Regions from separate parts of the Homo sapiens genome. Here all the other regions are linked to region 1. A link is an interaction called in ENCODE POLR2A ChIA-PET data of the cell type or tissue named here. Cell type or tissue: OCI-LY7. All regions are shown on one strand. Links, peaks and the distances in the headings refer to the core of each region. The heading gives the core; the rest is flanking DNA.

Region 1 (6,862 bases), core at 621-5,620:
ACTAATATGCTAATAATAAGCTAATAAATGTTTGTTGACTTGAGCATCACAACTACATAGTTTTTTGTTTGCATGTTTGTTGTCTTTTTTGTTGTTGGTGGTGGTGGTTGCCAGAAATATGATACAATACATCCAACTAACTGCTTTAATAACCAAGTAAATTAGGGGAAGGTTTTTAGCCCCTTTTGGAAATGATCAACAGAAGAATCTTGGTCTCCAGAGTCCTATCTCTACTCTTTTTTAGTTAATATATAAGCTAAATTCTTCTAATAAAGAATTTACTATTCTATATTCCCATGAAATAAAAAGAGAAGCATTTTCAGAAAGGAGGAGTTTAAGGAAAATAAAGTTGGGCTCAGTAGCTCCCTGCACTTTGGGAGGCCAAGGTGGGAGGATTGCTTGAGCTCAGGAGTTCAAGACCAAGCCTGGGCGACATAGTGAGAACTCATCTCTATAAAAAATAAAATTCTCTACAAAAAATAAAACTCATCTCTACTAAAAATAAAATTAGTCAGGCGTGGTGGTGTATGCCTATAGTCCCAGCTACTTGGGAGGCTGACGCAGAAGGATTGCTTGAGCTGGTGAGACTGAGGCTGTAGTGGGCTGAAATCAGACCACTGCACCACTCCAGCCTGGGTGACAGGGAAAGACCCTGTCTCAAAAAAAAAAAAAAAAAAAAGGTAGGGGAAGGGAGGGGAGGGGAGGGGAGAGGAGAGGGAAGAGGAGGGAAAGGGAGGGGAGGGGCACTGCTATGACCCAGTCTCCTGTTGTCTGTAAGTCACAAAGATAAACAGATTCAGTATTTTCATTGCTACCCACCCAAAAGCCCCAAAGGAGATTTCCAGTGTCCTCCCTTGTCATCCATGCAGGCCGACCGATTCTCAAAACAGTCCCAAAGCTAAGGACACCCTTGTTTGAAAAAAAAAAAAAAAAAAAAAGTCGAAGAAGAATGCCACACCATTTTGGCATTTTTCCAAAACTCAATTGCTACCACTCACATTAACACCACAGCCCTACAGAGACATAAAGAAGTACGCCCCTGCTAACAGGAAGATGCATTGAAACCAAACGAAATCTACCAACGCTTGAATGGCATGTTTTCATTTCACTCAGTGATCTCTGAACATTGATCTTCCCTTGATCATTTCCCAATTTCCTAGGCTCAACCAGGGAAACCCACTGAATAGCAAGTAATCTAGCAAATTCTTTACCTTCTCTGTTAGTATAATTGATCAACAATATCCATTGCTCTTTTAAAACACATGGATGTAGATGTATATATATATACACATTTATGTATCACTGTATTCTTTTTTTTTTTTTTTTTTTGAGACGGAGTTTTGCTCTTGTCACCCAGGCTGGAGTGTAATGGCTCATTGCAACCTCCACCTCCCAGGTTCAAGTTATTCTCCTGCCTCAGCCTCCCGAGTAGCTGGGATTACAGGTGCCCACCACCACACCTGGCTAATTTTTGTATTTTTAGTACAGACGGGGTTTCACCATGTTGCTTGGCCAGGCTGGTCTCGAACTCCCGACCTCAGGTGATCCACTCGCCTTCGCCTCCCAAAGTGCTGGCATTGCAGGCATGAGCCACTGTGCCTGGCCTATCACTGTATTCTCAAAAGTATTTTTAGAAAATTTGGCATGTTTCATGCTGATTTTTTGAGAGAAATATAGTTAACTAGTAAAGCACAAATTAAAATTGAAAAGGTAGAGCACACCAATCATTTTTCTTTGTGATATACACACATGCATAATATTTATGAAAACAACCATTCTTAAGCATTGAAACAAGGCCATTGGGAACCTTGGACTTGGTTTGGGTACATCTAGAACATTTACATGATGGTGAGTTCCTGCTGCTTCATCTCTAAAATGGAGCTGGTAATACTCACTCTGCAATTTATATCTTTAACTTCCTTTGTGTATAGGCTAATGTACATATTTTCCACATTGTGTAGCAAATATAGCCCCCCTGTGTGACACTGAAAAACAATTGTGATTTTCCCCACCCTCCCCACCCACAAAAGAGTCAGTACCAAGTAGACTATGTCCTCAATTCTCCTACCTGTGATTTTTAAATTTTTTTTTTTTTTTTTACTACTGAGTAATCACCAACTCTCTGTTACATCCCAACACTGCAAACCTATGAAACAAAACACGGACCAGAACTTCTGAAATAAAGCAGAAAGGTAGAATTCATTTTAAGCCACCACAATTGGCAGGCCAAGAGTTAAGAAACAGTGTGGACATTAGCATTAAGTATTACCTACAACAAAAATTTAGGGTTGCGTGGTCTGTAGGCATTTTCCCCCTCACATGGAGAACTAAGAAACTTCAAATTTTTATTTTTATTTTTATTTTTTTGAGACAGAGTCTCACTCTCTGTCACCCAGGCTGGAGTGCAGTGGCGCGATCTCACTGCAACCTCTGCCTCCCATGTTCAAGCGATTCTCCTGCCTCAGCAAATTTTTATTTTATTTTATTTTGAGACTGGGTCTCATTTTGTTGTCTAGGCTGGAGTGCAGTGGTGCAAACACTGCTCACTGCAGCCTCAACCTCCCAGGCTCAAGCAATCCTTCTGCCTCAGCCTCCTGAGTAGCTGAGACTACAGGCATGTGCCACCATGCCCAGCTAATTTTTTATTTTTTGTAGAGACAGGGTTACCCAGGCCGGTCTCAAACTCCTGGGCTCAAGCCATCCTCCCACCTTGGCCTCCCAAAGTGTTGAAATGACAGGTGTGAGCCATCGTACCTGACCAAAATTTTAGATGTTAATGTTAATAAACTTTTAAAAGAATCCCAAAATGCTGCTATGCCTGTATAGCAGAATATTCATCTCCTGGGTGAAACTGAAGGTGTTAAAACAAAAATTTCAAACTCACCCACTCTACTAGTTCTGGCAGATATTCCTGAGAATTTTAAATCCAAAGAATTTAAGGACTATTATGAAAGATACAAAGTCACAAATACCGTTTTACCTAGGAAGCATGTAAAGTCATGAATATTTTTCCCTAATTTTTAAAATAAAAAATGAGTTAGCTTTCAATAATTAAACTCATTCTTTGTTATATGTTTTATTATTATATTTGTTACTTAAAATAATTGAGACCTGGAAAATTGCTGTGAGAAACTCAATAGTCCATTTGATTAATATTCTAATGTAAGGTTATATTCAAGTCAGTTTAATTGTAATAATATTTGTATGCTTAAATAATATATACTGAAACCCTGGAGTAATCTTCTATTCCTCTGAAATACATGGTTATTAAGGAATGAGTTAAATATGTACAAGTGAATTTTTTAAAATGCCATTTGTTTTTCAGTTTACTAAAGAAAATGTATTTTTGCAACCAGGATCCACTGGGCTGCTTTATTCAACCCCGCGTCTCCCCGCCCCCACCTGTTCCACATGAGGCCTGAGCTATACTAAAATTTTGCAAAGCCTTGCATTGTTCTCCCTGACACCGGATCAGCCCACACAAAAAAGCAACTGCCCGCTCAAAAGCAATCCGGTGATGGAGCCTGGTGCTATCTAATCAAGGGCAAAAGGTCACTTCCGAACAACTGGGCAATAAAAGATTATTTCTAGCGACAAAACAGGGAGGCCCAGTGGTGGGGGGTAGAATGTGGGGAGGAGCTGGGGAGGAAGGAGGGCAAAAGGGCTCCAGTCTGTGGGAGGAAGTGCATTGACTCAAGGCAGCAGACGGGAACCATCTGGCTCCTTCTGAGGTCTGTTTTTTAAGACAAGAGAGAAAGCCCCCTTTAAAGGGGACAGTGACTCTGGGCTGTGCGATTCACACTTTTGCATAATATAAAACCAGCTTTCCCAGACCTAGAAAAATCAGGGAGAGAGGGAAGGAGGGAAGAAATCTTTCCCAAATGGAAGGATTTGTCTTAGCAAATGTTAACCAGAGGAACTGCTGCTTTTGGTCTCAGCAGATCAGTAAATAAACTCTCTTGATAAGCACTAAGTAGACGATCCAGCAACTGGTGTTTAATTATTATTTGAAGTTAACCTTAACTTAAAACACATGCACACACAGTTTTTAAAGAATATAAAATTCCGTTTTGGTGATACTGCTGTGCTAACATCTTCCGTCCTCCCAGGAGCTACTTCTGCTGCACCACTCCCTTCCCCCATCACCAATCTTCTGGCTTCCAGAGTCTTTTCACTTGTTCTTATTGAAGCACCTTTGAATGGGTGCGAGGAAATTAAAGGGCCTATTATATTCAGCCTAGTTGCTTTGGTCTGGGGAAAACTAGAATTACAGATAGTGTACCCTATTTTCCCCACCCTCCCCACCCACAAAAGAGTCAGCACCAAGTAGACTATGTCCTCAATTCTCCTATCTGTGATTTTTAATTTTTTTTTTTTTTTTTTTTTTTTTTTTTTTACTACTGAGTAATTACCAACTGAAATAGAAAGTGCCCAGGCTGAGAGATCACCGCTGGCTGTGTGGCTGCAGACATGAGATCCTGATTACAGTAATTCAAAATCTACAGAACAGGAAGCCTGATCATCTTCAGACTTGTTTCTCTTTTTTGAGGGGGTGGAGGAAGAGAAGTGCAGCATGGCTAACAGACCAGCAGATCTGGGACTGTTCAGGGTGGGCCACTGTTTGATATTCATGTTTTTCAATATAAGCATCTTTTTTTTAAATGGCTGTGTCTGAAAATTGGAATTTGGAATAAATATCTGCTGACCAACCCAGCAGCACTGCTAGGAAGGAAATAGAGCATTTAAATGTCTATTTCTCTGAGGACAACCAAACCTTTGTCCCAATAGAACACATTCACAAACTGTTCTACAGAGGAAATTTCATGTAAGTAGGAAGCAGAAATGGAGATAAGGAAACTAGAACTTGCTTTTTGACATCCACATAAGCATGAGAAAATATTATGACAGAAAAATAATAAAATGACATTATAAATGTCAATAACTTTTATTACTGTCTACTACATATTGGTCACTGGACATTAGGTATAATGGGACTGCCACAGAAAGGTACCTAACCATTTTCTCAAGGTGTTTATAATCTAAAAGTGGGTAGGATAAACCCACTTGGAAAACATGCAAAAGAATATATACATCAGTCCAATACTAATTGTTCCTTCATGCTTAAGGGATACTGGAATAAAATGTTCTTAGATTAGGCTGGGTTACTTTGAGAAGACTTTAATGGTGAGATGAATTTCAAACAGAATTTAAGAGAAGGGTAGCCAAGCGTGGTGGCTCACGCCTGTAATCCCAGCACTTTGGGAGGCCAAGGCGGGCGGATCACAAGGTCGGGAGTTCAAGATCGGCCTGGCCAATATGGTGAAACCCCGTCTCTACTAAAAATACAAAAAATTAGCCAGGCGTGGTGGCACACGCCTGTAGTCCCAGCTACTCGGGAGGCTGAGGCAGGAGAATGGCATGAACCCGGGAGGCAGAGCTTGCAGTGAGCCGAGACTGTGCCACTGCACTCCAGCCTGGGTGACAGAGCGAGACTCTGCCTCAAAATAATAATAATAATTAATTAATTTTAAAAAATAAAAGAAGGGTAGATATGCTTTGGGAGAGTGAAAAGAACATAACAGTCTCTCCCAGCCAAGCAAGTTTAAAGGTGGAATGACAAATTCCGAGTCTGCTCAGTAGTATTTGATGTGCTGAACTGAAGAGATTAACAGATGAGGACATTTCAGGGAGCAAGGAACTGCCACACACAAAGGTTACGAGCTCCAAATGCAAATCAAAAACCACAAAGAGATACCACTTTACACCCATCAGGATGGCTATTACCAAAAAAAAACCTCACCAAAAACAAAAAACCTGATAAAATAACAAGTGTTTGTGAGGATGCAGAGAAACTAGAACCCTTGCACTGTCAGTAGGAATGTAAAATGTTACAACCACTATAGAAAACTGTATAGAGATTCCCCAAAAAAATTAAACACAGACTTACCATATGATCCAACAATTTCACACAAAAGAATTGACGACAGGGAACTTGAAAAGAATGTTCATTCAACCATGTTCACATCAGCATTATTCACAATAGCCAAAAGGTGGAAACAACGCAAATGTGTATCAATGAATGAATGCATAAACAAAATGTAACAGATACATACAACGGAATATTATTCAGCCTTAAAAAGGAAGGAAATCCTCACACATGGCATGACATGGATGCACTTTGAAAACGTTATGCTAAATGAAGTAAGCCAGACACCAAAGTACAAATATTATATGTTTCTACTTATATAAGATACCTAGAGTAGTCAAATTGTTAGAGACAGAAAGTAGGATCCTGATTACTAGGGTCTGGGAAGGAAAGGAATGGGAGTTATTGTTTAATGGGTACAGAGTTTTCATTTCAGATGATGAAAAAGTTCTGGAAATCAATAGTTGCACAACAATGTGAATGTACTTAATGCCAGTGGACTGTACGCTTAAAAATGGTTTACATGGTAAGTTTTACATTATGTATATTTTAACACAAAAAAATACACTAAGATTTTGTTAAAAAGAAGAAAAAAAAGAGGATAAGCTTAACATCAGTGAGGTTGGCTTTAACTACTATTTCTGCCACTTAATAGCCATGTGATGTTAGTCAAGGTACTTACTCCTTAAGGCTAACTTTTTCAACTATGGAATTAGGGTAATGACATTCACAATCCAGCCTATAAATACAAGAAATAATGTAAAATGGCCGACAGGAAAAGGATTAACTAGGATTCTTGAATGCAAGAAACAGAACCACAAACTGAAATAGGTCACAGAATTTATTGGCTTATTAAAGCAAACCAAGGACTTCCATTTCTTTCAATCTAGCTTATCATTTCTACATTGTAGTTTCTGTGACTGCTAGAGACGTAAC
Region 2 (6,862 bases), core at 841-5,840, 120 kb after region 1:
TGCCCAGAGAATTGGACAAATGTCGTTGATCCTACTGGACTGTTTCCAGCTTCTGCCCAGAGAATTGGACAAATGTCCTTGATCCTACTGGACTGTTTCCAGGGCTAGTGGGTTCTGCAATGATGAACTCGAACCCACCCCAAGAGGGTGAAAAGTATGAAGTACACCCAAAGCCTCTGGAAAAATCCTTATGATTCTTTGGGTTAGTACAGCCCGGCTCTGTGCTAAAACATCACTGTAGTATGTTTTCAGGTACATCAACTTTTTGTAACAAAAACCTACCCAAATCTCAAAATTTTACAGAAGTTGGGACCTTGTGACTTACGAAATGTTTAAAAATGTGTGCTAACGTTTTAATATCTGTTTGAATGATTCCTCCAACTCCTAGCTTTTACTTGATATTTTATTGCTAAAACGAGAGTGATGTGGAGGGATAAAGTGGTGACTTGTTCAAGGTGAACCCGGGAAACACAGGACTTGATTTCTCTCTAGACTGAACCTCGGAAGTCTTAGTTGGAGCAGCTGGAATGGCAAACCATCCTTCTTTGACTCTCAGCCAATGGGTTCTTTTCCATTCACTCATTCAGTCTCATCAACTTTTCTGAAGAACTCCTACTGAGAAGTTAAATGGAGGAGGTGAAGCAGAGAAGGCCACAGAAATATTTTTCTGGAAATATGCAAAGAAAAAAGAATGTCATGTTTTAAGATTTGGCATAGAGGCCAAATAACTTTCCTTCACTTATAATGGAAATTGGGGATGAAATTTGGACTGGTTTCAGGAAAACTGTAAAAAATGACATGAATTTGAGATGAAATGTAAGAATTTGATCAATGACAGGAAATTCTTTGTGCCCTAATTTCCTGACCACTGACCTCAGCGGGCCCTTAGTGCTGCCTGGCCACCTTCCTACACATTTGTGGGCAATTAACTCTCTCTTCTCAAACCTCCAAAGTCTCCTCTTTCATCCCTATACTCAGCTGAGAGCTCTGCTTCCTATTTCGTTGAGAAAAACAGTCCTATGTTTCTGCCAAATGCTCTCCATCTGCCCCATTACCATCTACCTTGCCTTTCCCACTGTAACCACAGGAAATTTCTTTGTGCTCCTATCCAGGGTCAAGCCCATCTGAGGCCCTGGACCCTGTAATCTTTCCTGTCTCTGCCATTTACTAGGTCTGGATCTAGGGCTAGCATCCTTTGTCTTCATTATGCCAGGAAAGCTCTGAGGTCTCAGTCTCATTAAACATAGGCCATTGTTGAGCCCAAGTTTCAGACAATCAACCAAGTGAACTCATGATCTTTCATGCGAATACCAAACTGACAACTGGCATCCTGGAGAGAGGAAAGAAATGCTATCAGCTAAAAGAATGTCGTGAGATTAGAAATGGGAGAAGTGCCATAGATGGTAGAACTCAGTACCTTATGCTGGCTTTCTATTGTAAACTGGATGAAGTCTAAAGGTTCAACGTGTTTGGCAACGTAGGAGGCACTGTTTGAGGCTGGTGGATTAAAGAAAGATGTATACTTATGGTGGAATCAGCTTATATAACTTACTTCCAAGTCTGAATATTGTCGAGTATATTTTTGTTTCTAATTTGTTTATGTCATGGGAGCCTTCAGAACAACTTTTGACCATGTACGTTTTAAAGGCAATATTTGAACAACTGATGAATGCAGGAAACAAATTACTTTCTTTTTTATTCCGTTTACTTTAAGTTCTGGGATACATGTGCAGAACATGCAGGTTTGTTACATAAGTATACATGTGCCATGGTGGTTTGCTGCACCCATCAACCCGTCATCTGGGTTTTAAGCCTGACATACATCAAAGTACTTCCTAAAATAAAAGGGCACATATATATTAAGATCATCACCAGCAATAATTATTACAGCCATATAGTTAATGTGGCATGACATTATTTGGCAAGCCTTTTAGAAATCTAGAACAGACCAAGTAAATATTTCCCCTAATTTTACTTTCAGCATAGTGTTCATTTACTTATTCCTTTAACAAATATTTATTACGTACTGTATATCAGGTGTGATTCTGATGCCAAAATGTAGCAGCAAATAAAACAGATAAAAATCCCTGGCCACATGCAGCAGTGGGGAAAAATAAGCAACAAACAAGTAAATAAGTAAATTAAAAAGTAACCTAATAGAGCCACTTGCAGCTATCCAAACTAAAACATTTAATCCAGAATCTCTGATGAATGCACGTATATCAATAAATTCAGCTGATTCCAGCGTTGCATTAAATCCACCTTGGTCTAATACCTTTAGAATCCACACCCACAAACATTCTGTCTCCCATTGTTGGCATGCGTGGGGGAAGGGAAAGCACAGTAAGGCTGGATTTGCAAAAGTTGGATTCAGTCGTTGCTGTGGGAAGGGACTGCTACTGTCAGGGTAAAAAAGGGGAAAAAAATACCATGGTCAGGGGATGCTTAGGAAACAAGCAGGAAAGACCCGTGGGGTCTGCAGGAAACAAAGAGGAACAAGTTCCTCCTTCCTACTCCATCCTTGAATTCCGCCTCTCCTGTTGGCACAGCCTATTAAGGCATCAGCCAGCAATGCAGAAATGGCTTGTCTAGTGACTGCTTTAGCAACCCAAAGCAAAGTTTAGAAGCTTGGATTTGGAGATAGAAGAGAACTTAATAACTGACACACTTATTATATTAACAATTTTTGAAAAACAAATTATGTAACTCATAGTGCAACCCCTATTTACCCTTTATTCATTATCCCATTGATACTGCTTCCTTAAAGGTCGCTAATGAACCACTAAGAACTACATACAAGGGTCTTTACTGGATTGGTTCATCCTCATGATCTTCTGTTACTGCTTCTTGAAAATGCCTTGTTTCTCAACTGACGAGGCGTCCTTTTGATGTGTCTACATTCTCTTCCTTTCCGTGTCCACTTTATGGAGACACTAGCTAAGAATCCAGCTTACTGAACTCCAGGGCTTGCAAAGGGAATATGCTCCTTTAAGACTGAAATACAAAATACATTATTTCTGGAACCGTGATAATCTGAAAGCAGTTTTAAAACTTCCTGATGTTGTTTACTGTTGTTCTCAAGATAGAGAAAAAATTTATCTTGGAGGCAAAGATTCTTAGTTTAAAAAGTCAATGTAAATTTTAGTTATTAAAAAATAAAAACAAAGATCTCTTTCTACAATGAAAATGCTTGAGACAATTGAATGAAATGACTCAGCACCATAACATTATGATGTTCATGGTGGGCAGACCTTGAGGAGCTTGTTAGCAGGCAGCACCAGGGGCCCGGGGATGCGGAGTGGCTTACTGGATTGGGAAAGAATGTGGAATGGGGGTGAAGTTGGCAGTGGAGAGCAGGTGTTAAGCTCCTGCCAACATATACTTAACAAACTGAAAGCACTAATCAGGGACTGAGTCCCGGAAAGTACTTGAGGAAGTGAAATTGGTAGAAGGGGCTTGTGGTTGTTGGTGGGAGAAAGACTCAAAGACATAAATTGAGTATGAAAGGAAATGTGACCTTATTTTGTTATAACAGTTAGGTATGGGGACATATTTACATAATCCCTCAGTTACTTATTTTGGGGTTCTGACTCTATTCCCTGGTTTGACTTCATTGACTGGTGCTCAAAGAAAAACGATGAACAAAAGTGGTGGTAATGGATCTTTGTTCTAGCTTCTGATATTTATGTTATTAGCTATTGGTTTAGGACTATTATTTTTAACATGTTAATGTTATCCTTACTTTTTTTTAAAAATGAGAAATGGATGTTAAATTCCAAGACTGACTTATTGTTTTCTACTTTGATTTATTCATGTTAAATGATCATTCGATTTGAGTAATAACTTTTTAGGTCCTTCTTTTAGAGATTTTGATACATAGCTACTGAAGGGGGGCTTAGCACCATTTTAGTCATAACAAGAACTAAAAAACTTGCTTTTTCTTTATGCTCATCAACAGTTAAAATAGCATAACAATGACTGGGTTGAAAATCTGAATAAATTTTTGCATATGAAGTCATCTGTGCTGAAGGATGTTTTGAGAAGTAGCTATATAAAAATCAATTTCAGGCCGAGCGTGGTGGCCCAAGCTTGTAATCCCAGCACTCTGGGAGGCCGAGACAGGTGGATCACCTGAGGTCAGGAGTTTGAGATCAGCCTGGCCAACATGGAGAAACCCTGTCTCTACTAAAAATAAAAAAATTAGCCGGGCATGGTGGTGGGCCCCTGTAGTCCCAGCTACCCAAGAGGCTGAGGCAGCAGAATCACTTGAACCTGGGAGGTGGAGGTTGCAGTGAGCTGAGATCGTGCCACTGCACTCCAGCCTGGGTGACAGAGCAAGACTCTGTCTCAAAAAAAAAAACCAAAAAAACCCAAAAACAAAACAGGGTTTTTATTAGCATAGGTAACCAAACTTTTTATTTCCTTCATAAATGTGGTTCCTTCCTAATAATTTTATTTGTGGTTTTATTGTCTTTATTTTTGTATAAATTTAGGGACTGTAAGTGCAGTTTTGTTACATGGATTTGCCCCTGGTGTTGAAGTCTGGGCTTTTAGTATAAACATCACCTGAATAGTGTACATTGTACCAATTATGTAATTTCCCATCCCTCACCCCCTCCCACCCTCCTACACTTCCAAGTCTCCAATGTGTGTGCTTTATTTAGCTCCCACTTAGAAGTGAGAACATGCAGTATTTGACTTTCTGAGTTTTCACTTAAGATAACAGCTTCCGGTTCCATCCATGTTGCTGCAAAAGATATTTCAATCTTTTTTATAGCTGAATAGTATACCATGGTAAAATATATGCCACAATTTATTTATCCACTCATCTGTTGATGGACACTTACGTTGGTTCCATACCTTTGCTATTGTGAATAGTGCTGCTATGAACATAATGAGTGCTATGAACATAACGAGTGCTATGAACATAATGCGTGAATACTTTCCTTTGAGTATATACCCAGTAGTGGGACTGCAGGATCAAATGGTAGTTCTTTCAGAAATCTCCATACTGTTTTCCATAGACATACTAATTTATATTCTCAGCAACAGTGTATAAGCACTCCCTTTTCTCTGCAGCCTCACCAATGTCTTTTTTTTTGGTCTTTTTAATAACAGCCATTCTGACTGGGGTAAGATGATTTCTCATTGTGGTTTTAATTTGGCGTTCTCTGATGATTAGTGGTGTTGAGCATTTTTTCATATGGTTGTTGATCATTTCTGTGTCTTTTTTTCGAAAAATGTCTATTCATGTTCTTTGCTCACTTTTTTATTTATTTTTAAAATTTTTTATTTCCACAGGTTTTTGGGGAACAGGCAGTATTCGGTTACATGAGTAAGTTCTTTAGTGATTTGTGAGATTTTGGTGCATCCATTTCCTGAGCAGTATACACTGAACCCAATTTGTAGTCTTTGATTGCTCACCCGCTTCCCATCCTTTCCTCCTGAGTTCCCAAAGTCCACTGTGTGATTCTTGTATTTTTGCATCCTCATAGCTTAGCTCCCACTTATGAGTGAGAACATATGATGTTTGGTTTTCCATTCCTGAGTTACTTCACTTAGAATAATAGTCTCCAATCCCATCCAGGTTGCTGTGAATGCCATTAATTTAATCCTTTTTATGGCTGAGCAGTATTCCATTGTATATATATGTGTGTGTATATATATATGTATATATATATGTGTGTATATATATGTATATATATATGTGTGTATATATATGTATATATATATGTGTGTATATATATGTATATATATATGTGTGTATATATATGTGTATATATGTATACACACACACACACCACAGTTTCTTTATCCACTCGTTGACTGATGGGCATTTTGGTTGATTCCACATTTTTGCAATTGCGAATTGTGCTGCTACATGCATGAGCAAGTATCTTTTTCGTATAATGACTTCTTTTCTTCTGGGTAGATACCCAGTAGAGAGATTGCTGGATCAAATGGTAGTTCTACCTTTAGTTCCTTAAGGAATCTCCACACTGTTTTCCATACTAGTTTATATTCCCATGGGTTTGCCCACTTTTAAATGGGGTTATTTCATTGCTGTTGTTATTCTTGCAAATTCTGGATATCAGTTCCCTGTTGGATACACAGTTGGCAAATATTTTCTCCCTTTCGTCAGAATGTTTGTTCACTCTGTCCTTTTGTGCTGCAGAAGCCTTTTAGTTTACTTAAGTCCCATGTCTATTTTTGTTTTTGTTGCTTGTGCTTTTGAGGTCTTAGTCATGAATTATTTGACTAGACCAATGACCAGCAATTTTCCCTAGGTTTTCTTCTGATATTTTTAGTTTCAGGTCTTACATTTAAGTTCGTGATCCATCTTGAGTTGGTTTTCATATATGGTGAGAGGTAGGGGTCCAATTTCATTCTTCCACATATGGCAATCCAATTTTCCCAGCACCATTTATTGAAAAGGTGGTCCTTTCTCCAGTGTATGTTTTTGTCAGCTTTGTCAAAGATTGTTGGCTTTGTCAAAGATATGTGGCTTTATTTTTGAGTTCTCTATTCTGTTCCATTGATCTGTTTTTATACCAATACTATGCTGTTTTGGTTACTATATCTTTGTAGTATAGTTTGAGGTCAGATAATGTGATGCCTGCAGCTTTGTTCTTTTTGCTTAGGATTGCTTTGGCTATTTGGGCTCCTTTTTGGTTACATATGAATTTTAAGATGTTATAATTCTGTGAAAAATGATGTTGGTATTTTGATAGGGATTGCATTGCATATGTAGATTGCTTTGGGCAGTATGGTCATTTTCACAATATTAATTCTTCCAATCTATGAATATGGCATTTTTCCCATCTGTCTGTATCATCTATGATTTCTTTCATCAGTGTTTTGT
Region 3 (6,862 bases), core at 771-5,770, 84 kb before region 1:
ATCCATCTTTTGAAGGAGAGTGATAGTCGACCATCTCACTGACATCAATTTGACCTCTGTTTTTAAACTTTTCTCCAAGATTTAGCTACAAGCTAAATTTAATTGCATAAACTGGTCACAGCCTACATAATGGACAAGGCTTATATTTACCTTCATAGCACCATATTTTCCAGTCTTCTGGGACTGGCCTCCCTCACTTCCTATAAGGAAAAATAAAACTGGGCTTCCCTGCATTTTGATGGGTCTATGTATTCTACTGGTCTGGCTCTCCCCTTGACCACAGGGAGGCCCATGACTAAGGCCCAGGTAATTGGAGTAACTCCCAATGGCTCTATCAGTTGGTCCGGGAGTGAGCACCTGCCTAAAGGTAAGCCTTTCTGAGCCTTTCTTTTCTGGAGATTTCCCAAATGAAGCTGGAAAAAGGAGGTTTCTTTCCTTTGGCATTGCTAAGCCTTCCCCCAGGAATTGCCTTGTAACTTTGGAGCTGCCTACAGCCATCTCCATTCACAAAGTCATTCGAAGTGATGGAGAATGAGTGATCGCAACAACAGAAGAAAGATTTAAGGCAGAGAAATGGAAAGACAGTCGTGATGCTTCCAGCTCTGCATCCAAATGACTCAGAAGCCCACCCCATCTCTTCCTCTCCGATTATAACAGCCACCAAATTCCCCTTTGAGGGTAAACTTATTTGAGGTCAGAATGCATTCTGACCAATACACCTATATATCCAACAGGATTGGCAAGCAAACTATGGTACAGTCATAGAGTCAAAATTGTATGGCCATTAAAACGATCTTACCAAAGTATAGTTTTCAATAAAAGTTACATGAACAGATAGTATGCAAAGATGATCTGATATATTAAGTGAGAAAAGCTAGTTACAAGGCAATATTCATTGTATTATCTAATTTTGTTAAAAATAGTTTAATAACTAGAGACAATAAAATTTTAATGGCTTTTTTCTGGATGGTGGAATTACACATAATTTTTTATATTTTATAATTTTTACTTTTATGATAAGAAAAGCAATGCTAAAAACCAAGCCTTTGGCCTAATCTTTTTATAGGCCTATGTACAAATTAAAACTTAATCGCCCACTCATTCATTTGAATTTTACCATGCCCCTTTCTTTCTAAATAAGTTTCCTTTAACATGGTGACACATCATCCCTTTCCTTTTTCAAGCATCGGCACTTTAAAAGATGACATTTATAAGGATAGTAAATTATCAACACCTTCCGTCAGCATAGTTTATGGCTTTTTAGCTAGTGTAGGAGTTCACAAAAGAAACATTTTCATCTAAATGAAGTCACTCATTTAGAAGTAACTTTCTAATTATTTTCTCCATGGTAACACATATAACACATATAAAATATGAAAAAAATATGTTTATTCAAGTTTTTTTCTCTTTCATAACTATTTCAAAAAGCCTTAAGTGTGTTTTATACCTCCTTAAAAATTTCACCCTGTAGATGGGGTTCATTTTAACACTAAAGTCTGGGGCTTTGCACCAATAACCTGACTCTATTACTGCATTGCATTCCTGATGAAACGCACTAAGAGTTTAAAGTTTCTTTATTAAAATTTTTTCTCAAGAAAATGACTCTGAGCTTTGGAAAGCACTTCTAAAATAATGTCATATGAAAAGTGAACCTTTTATTAGACCTCAGACCACAGAAGAATCCCATGGAATTTTTTCTAATATAATTAACCCCTTCATTCGAGAACATAAGAGCTGGAGTATGGTTTAATAGGTAGATTTAGAGGCTTCTGTGCTTCCAGTAATCCTCCTTTCATCAAAACAATGGCTATAATTAATATTTATGATTTTGCCTTTCTCCTCAAAGGACTTTACAAATTGTTACCACTTACTAATGACACTTACTAATGAAGTACTTACTGCTCAGTCCAAAAGAGAAATTTACAGTCTTCTCAAGTTTGTTCCACAATGATGTGGCTACAAAGGAGGGTTGGTTGTGAGTTGATGGATTCAACTCCCCATTACCAAAAGAATGAGTCAGGAATGGGAAACCAATCAGTCAGTTCCAAACTGATTCCCCAAAGTTTGTGTGGCAGGATCACTGAGGATCACTGTTTTGATTTGTATTGTTTTATTCAGGATCTCCCACTATGATGTCCTATAGGGGTAGGTAAATTACAGCTGAGGGCCTGTGGCCTCAACCTAATTTTATAGCTACCCTTCTCCCTCCACCTCTCCTATCCCACCCACAGTGAGTTACTTTTACATTTTCAAATGATTGTTTAGAGGACAGAAGAAGAATATGTGACAGAGACTGTATGTGACCTGCAAAGCCCCAAGTATTTATTATCTGGTTCTTTAGCGAATAAGTTTACTCCTCCCTGAAAATCTAAGGCACAATAAGAAAAGTCGAACTGTAAAGCTGTTGCAATTCCAGCTATAAACATTGTCTAACATTCATGAAAGTGTCATTTAGAAACTTGGACTTAGTGTACAGAGATAAATATACTTTGTGGAAGCACATTTCAGGTGTCAGCTTTTTTTGGAGTCAGCACATTACTCTGGACTGACAGGATATAGACCTAAAAAGACCAAGTTCATGTACCAACATGCATATAGGAAACACTATACACACACAGGATATTCATCTACAACTTGGAGCTAACATCAAATAGGCTTGTTGGACTTTAGCACCACTCAGCAATAGTACTGAAAGAAAAGAATAAAAAGGAAGAGAAACCCAGCTCTTGGTGCACAACAATTTGGGAAGACCTACAGGCAAGACTGAGCCCATTCAGGCCAAACAGAGTCAGCACAATAGCAGCATGACTGTCCCACTGTATACCATTTGCATAGACTTCTACTTAGTTTTAGTTTTATCAGCAATTTGTCTGTTATTTATAAGCCATACCTCTTCTTAGCAACAACAAAAAAGGTAACATTATTAGATTCCCAATATATTAGCAACAAAAGCTACTTTTTGTGTGAGACACTGTCCTAAACTTGCTACATATATCATGCCCTTTGAGCCTCCAGTAAGACAGACATTGCTCTCCTCATTTTACAAGGGCTCATAGTGGCACGCCCCACATAATGGAAGCCATCTGAAGTAAGGTTAGTGAGGCTCATGGGAACAGCCTCTGGTTCATGTCAGCCTTTCTGCCAAGTTCATTACTGAACGCAGATCCCGTGTGACAGACTTTTCCATCAAAAATCCAGAATCCTATTGGAAAATGAATCAGATACAATTCAAAAATTGGTCTTTGTTGTCCCTATCTTTGGAAGGGGTAGTTAAAAACTAACCACAAAAATGTACCCCAATGTGGTGACGACACTATTTACAATATGATGCAAAAGGCTACCTCCTCTAACCCCACAGTGGGTACCTGAGCAGATGGCTAATGGTGAGTGGAAGCCAGAAGAAACCAAATTAAACGCAGGGACCAGACTTACAGAATTCCAGAACCAAACGATTGGAGCTGCTCACATGCCTTGGAAAGGGACCTAACACCATGAGATTGTGGGTCTGAATGAATGCCACTGGCCCTCCCAGTTGCTGTTGTTTCTTCTACACAGAGATACAACAACATTCACGTACATGTTTGCCACTCATCTGGCTAGCACTTAGCATTTTGAAAGCGTGATCCATTTCTTTTTTTTTTTTTTTTTTTTTTTTTTTTTTTTAATGAGACGGAGTCTTGCTCTGTCACCCAGGCTGGAGTGCAGTGGTGCAATCTCGGCTCACTGCAACCTCCGCCTCCCGGGTTCAAGCCACTCCCCTGCCTCAGCCTCCCAAGTAGCTGGGACTACAGGCACATGCCACCACGCCCAGCTAATTTTTTGTATTTTTAGTAGAGAAGGGGTTTCACCATGTTAGCCAGGACGGTCTTGATCTCCTGACCTCGTGATCCGCCCACCTCAGCCTCCCAAAGTGCTGGGATTACAGGCGTGAGCCACCGCGCCCAGCCAGTGTGATCCATTTCTTACTTTGGCACTCTAAGCCAGTCTTTGTGCTTTCCCATGTGTGTGTGCTACCCAATGTGACATCTAATATGGTATTTGACCTGTTTTCAGCACCTATTGGGTAGCTTTTCGGTTTTATGAGGAATTCATGCAGAGATAACAGCCCCTTCAGTAGCATTTAGATTTTGGGGTTAGCACCCAAATTCCTATTTTATCCACAGTTTAGCTGTCCAAGGAAACTACAACTAGAAGCATGAATGTTTTATTCTTAGAATTAAAGTTGCATGGCTCAAAAAAGAACAAATTTGAAAAGGGGAAAGATTTTTCCCACTCTTTTCTAGACATTGAGGCCGCTTCCAAGGAAAATTCTAAAATGGGTGGAGTTTACTTTAACAGCCACACAGCATCCTTTCTACAACCCTGTTCCAATTTCTGAACACAGAGCGAGCCTCCTCAGCCCACTGCCTCTTTAAGGCTGCCATGCTCTTCGAGTGTTCCCTTCTCCTTCCCACTCACCAGAGCTCCTCAGGAACAGACAGGGAGTCTCACCCACCTTGCATCCCTGAGACCCACCACACCCACTGGCACGCCATAAAATGTATTTCCGTGTCTATGCTGTCCTTCAATGCTGGAAATGTCATTCACCTAGATGGAAGGGAAGGTGAGCAGATAACACTTATTAAGTCCATTTTGTACTAGAAATGGAGTTAACATTTTTAATTTACTGTCTTAGTTAACTCCCTTTTTACTTCTTATTGTGGAAATTTTTAAACATACACAAAATTAAAGATAATGACGTAATGTACCTGCCCTACCCAGTACCCAACCTCTCACAAACCATCAACCCATGTCCAAAATTGTTTAATCTGTACCCTTCACAGTGGTTATAATCTCAATCCATCTCTACTTTGGTTAGAGATGATATTTTAAAACATGATATTTCTTCTTTTCCTTCCCAGGCCAAGTCCTTTAACCTCATGACCATCCCATTTCTGAACCCATACATTTTCCAGGAACTCTCAGTTTTTCACTGAGAACAGCAAGTGTGGCAAGAATAAAGAGCACAACAGTTGCCGTGAAGGCCATCCCCACCACGTGGGTGTTTCCTGAGTGAGATGACTTGCACACACAGTGCCAGGTAGGAGGAGAGAAAAAACCCTCATTAAACAGCTATCACTGACAAGGATTCAAGATAATAGGATTCTCACAATGAAACTACCATTCAGTCATCAAAGCTGAAAGCACTGGAGGGGAAATATCTGTCACAAAGGAACTAATATCTTTAAAAGATTAGATTTATTTATGCATCTAATTTGAAGTTTATTACCTCAAAGCATCTGCTCCATGGTTACATCGTGAATCCTAGACTGGCTCAAAGGCCAAAAGTTGGTAATAATCCAAATCCATCAACAATAGAAGGATTAAAATTTGTGGTACATTCATCTTGTGAAATGTTATACAGCTACCTGCAACCAAATGGATGAATCTTACACAACATTGAGCAAAAACAGCAAATCAGAAGAATAATTCATTGTGATTTCATTGATATAAAATGTAAAAGCAGGCAAAACTAAACAATGGTAGAACAAGAGGGAAAAGGAAGGAAATGATCATCTTCGAGTTATAATGATGGTTACCGTTCTGTGGCAAGAACAAGATTGAAATTCCATAAGGATAGGTGGGAAAGGGTGGAGATTTTCAGGTGTTGGCAATGTTCTATTTCTTAAGTTGGATGGTGGTCCCATAGAAGTCCAATTTTTTTAAGCCTTTTTTTTTTCTTTTTTCTTTTTTTTTTTTTTTTTTGAGATGGTGTCTTGCACTGTCACCCAGGCTGGAGTGCAATGGCGCGATCTTAGCTCACTGCAACCTCTGCATCCTGGGTTCAAGCGATTATTCTCCCTCAGCCTCCCGAGTGGCAGGGATTATAGGCACCCACCACCATGCCCAGCTAATTTTTGTATTTTTAGTAGAGACAGGGTTTCACCATGTTGGCCAGGCTGGTCTCAAACTCCTGACCTCAAATGATCCACCCGCCTCAGCTTCCCAAAGTGCTGGGATTACAGGCGTGAGCCACCACGCCTGACCATTAATGTTTTCTTCTTTAATGTAAATATATACGTATTATGTTCTTTTATGAAAGTATTTTATATTCTACAATGTAAAATGTTTAATTTTTTAAATTGCATGATAATTTTCCCATAATTTGGTTTTATAAAGCTCTAGAGAGAAAAGGAAAAGAAGCAACTTACTAAAAATATTCCCAAGGCAAAGACAAGGAACTGTGCCTCCACTCCTTCCTTTAGCTTGTAAGTTGCTTTGGGGCCCTGGGTTGCGATTCTTAACCCACAGTGGATGTTAAATAAATATTTGATGGTGTTGAGGGCTTAAGTAATGGTTTATGTAAACATCAAGAGCTGCTGCTCAGAACATATTCTCATGGCACAATACTAAATTGACCAGAGAGATTTCACTGTGGTGTGCCTCAGACTGTAGAATATAAGGAAGTCTCATTAACTTGTCAAGTTGACAGAGTTTGGGAATTTGTTTTGTTGTTGCAAACCCACTGTTTGCAAAATGAGTATTCTCATATATGGTCAGTAGGTCTGTAAAATAGCACATGTAAGAAGGGCAATTTGGCAATACTCATTAAAAGCCTTCAAAATAATAGTCTTGACTCAGCAATTTCACTTCTAAGAATTAATCGTAAAGAAGCCATCATGGAGTTTGTATGTAAAGATTTAGCTATAAGGACATTGTTTGTAAGAGTAAAAAATGGGAAGCAACATAGTTATCTGACAACATGGGACTTGTTAAACAGATTGTGGTACACTCCAGTTGAATTCCAGGCTGGGCGCGGTGGCTCACGTCTGTAATCCCAGCACTTTGGGAGGCCTAGGCGGGCAGATCACCTGAGGTCTGG

What was found. ChIA-PET counts read pairs that join two places held together with the same protein. Peaks named below come from ENCODE experiments on the same cell type or tissue, not always from the same donor. Only the 100,000 strongest peaks of a DNase experiment are listed, where the experiment ranks them.
Region 2: POLR2A ChIA-PET joins it to region 1 with 6 read pairs; 1 of 35 experiments calls an interaction of 5 or more read pairs at or near these places.
Region 3: POLR2A ChIA-PET joins it to region 1 with 9 read pairs; 4 of 35 experiments call an interaction of 5 or more read pairs at or near these places.

Annotation. Positions count from the first base shown.
Region 1 is chr4:123,441,225-123,448,086 of GRCh38, reverse strand. No RefSeq gene overlaps it. Among named protein-coding and RNA genes, the nearest start is that of SPRY1, 48 kb to the right of the region's middle. In OCI-LY7, for the core only: no CTCF peak of the experiment used is centred there; DNase peaks (open chromatin) are centred at 1,016, 3,666, 4,136 and 4,506; H3K4me3 peaks cover 1,887 bases; H3K27ac peaks cover 3,242 bases.
Region 2 is chr4:123,321,984-123,328,845 of GRCh38, reverse strand. LOC105377404 (a long non-coding RNA gene) reads left to right here and starts at 2,331. Exons shown (of 2, transcript XR_939169.1): 1 at 2,331-2,407; 2 at 2,768-3,187. It overlaps LOC124900772 (a long non-coding RNA gene), which reads right to left and starts at 2,117. Exons shown (of 2, transcript XR_007058261.1): 1 at 2,028-2,117; 2 at 390-667. In OCI-LY7, for the core only: no CTCF peak of the experiment used is centred there; a DNase peak (open chromatin) is centred at 3,425; H3K4me3 peaks cover 1,778 bases; H3K27ac peaks cover 2,198 bases.
Region 3 is chr4:123,524,909-123,531,770 of GRCh38, reverse strand. LINC02435 (long intergenic non-protein coding RNA 2435) reads right to left here. Exons shown (of 3, transcript XR_001741811.2): 2 at 5,270-5,408; 3 at 4,189-4,587. It overlaps LOC105377405 (a long non-coding RNA gene), which reads left to right. Exons shown (of 4, transcript XR_939171.3): 4 at 1-3,618. Among named protein-coding and RNA genes, the nearest start is that of LINC02435, 6.4 kb to the right of the region's middle. In OCI-LY7, for the core only: no CTCF peak of the experiment used is centred there; no DNase peak of the experiment used is centred there.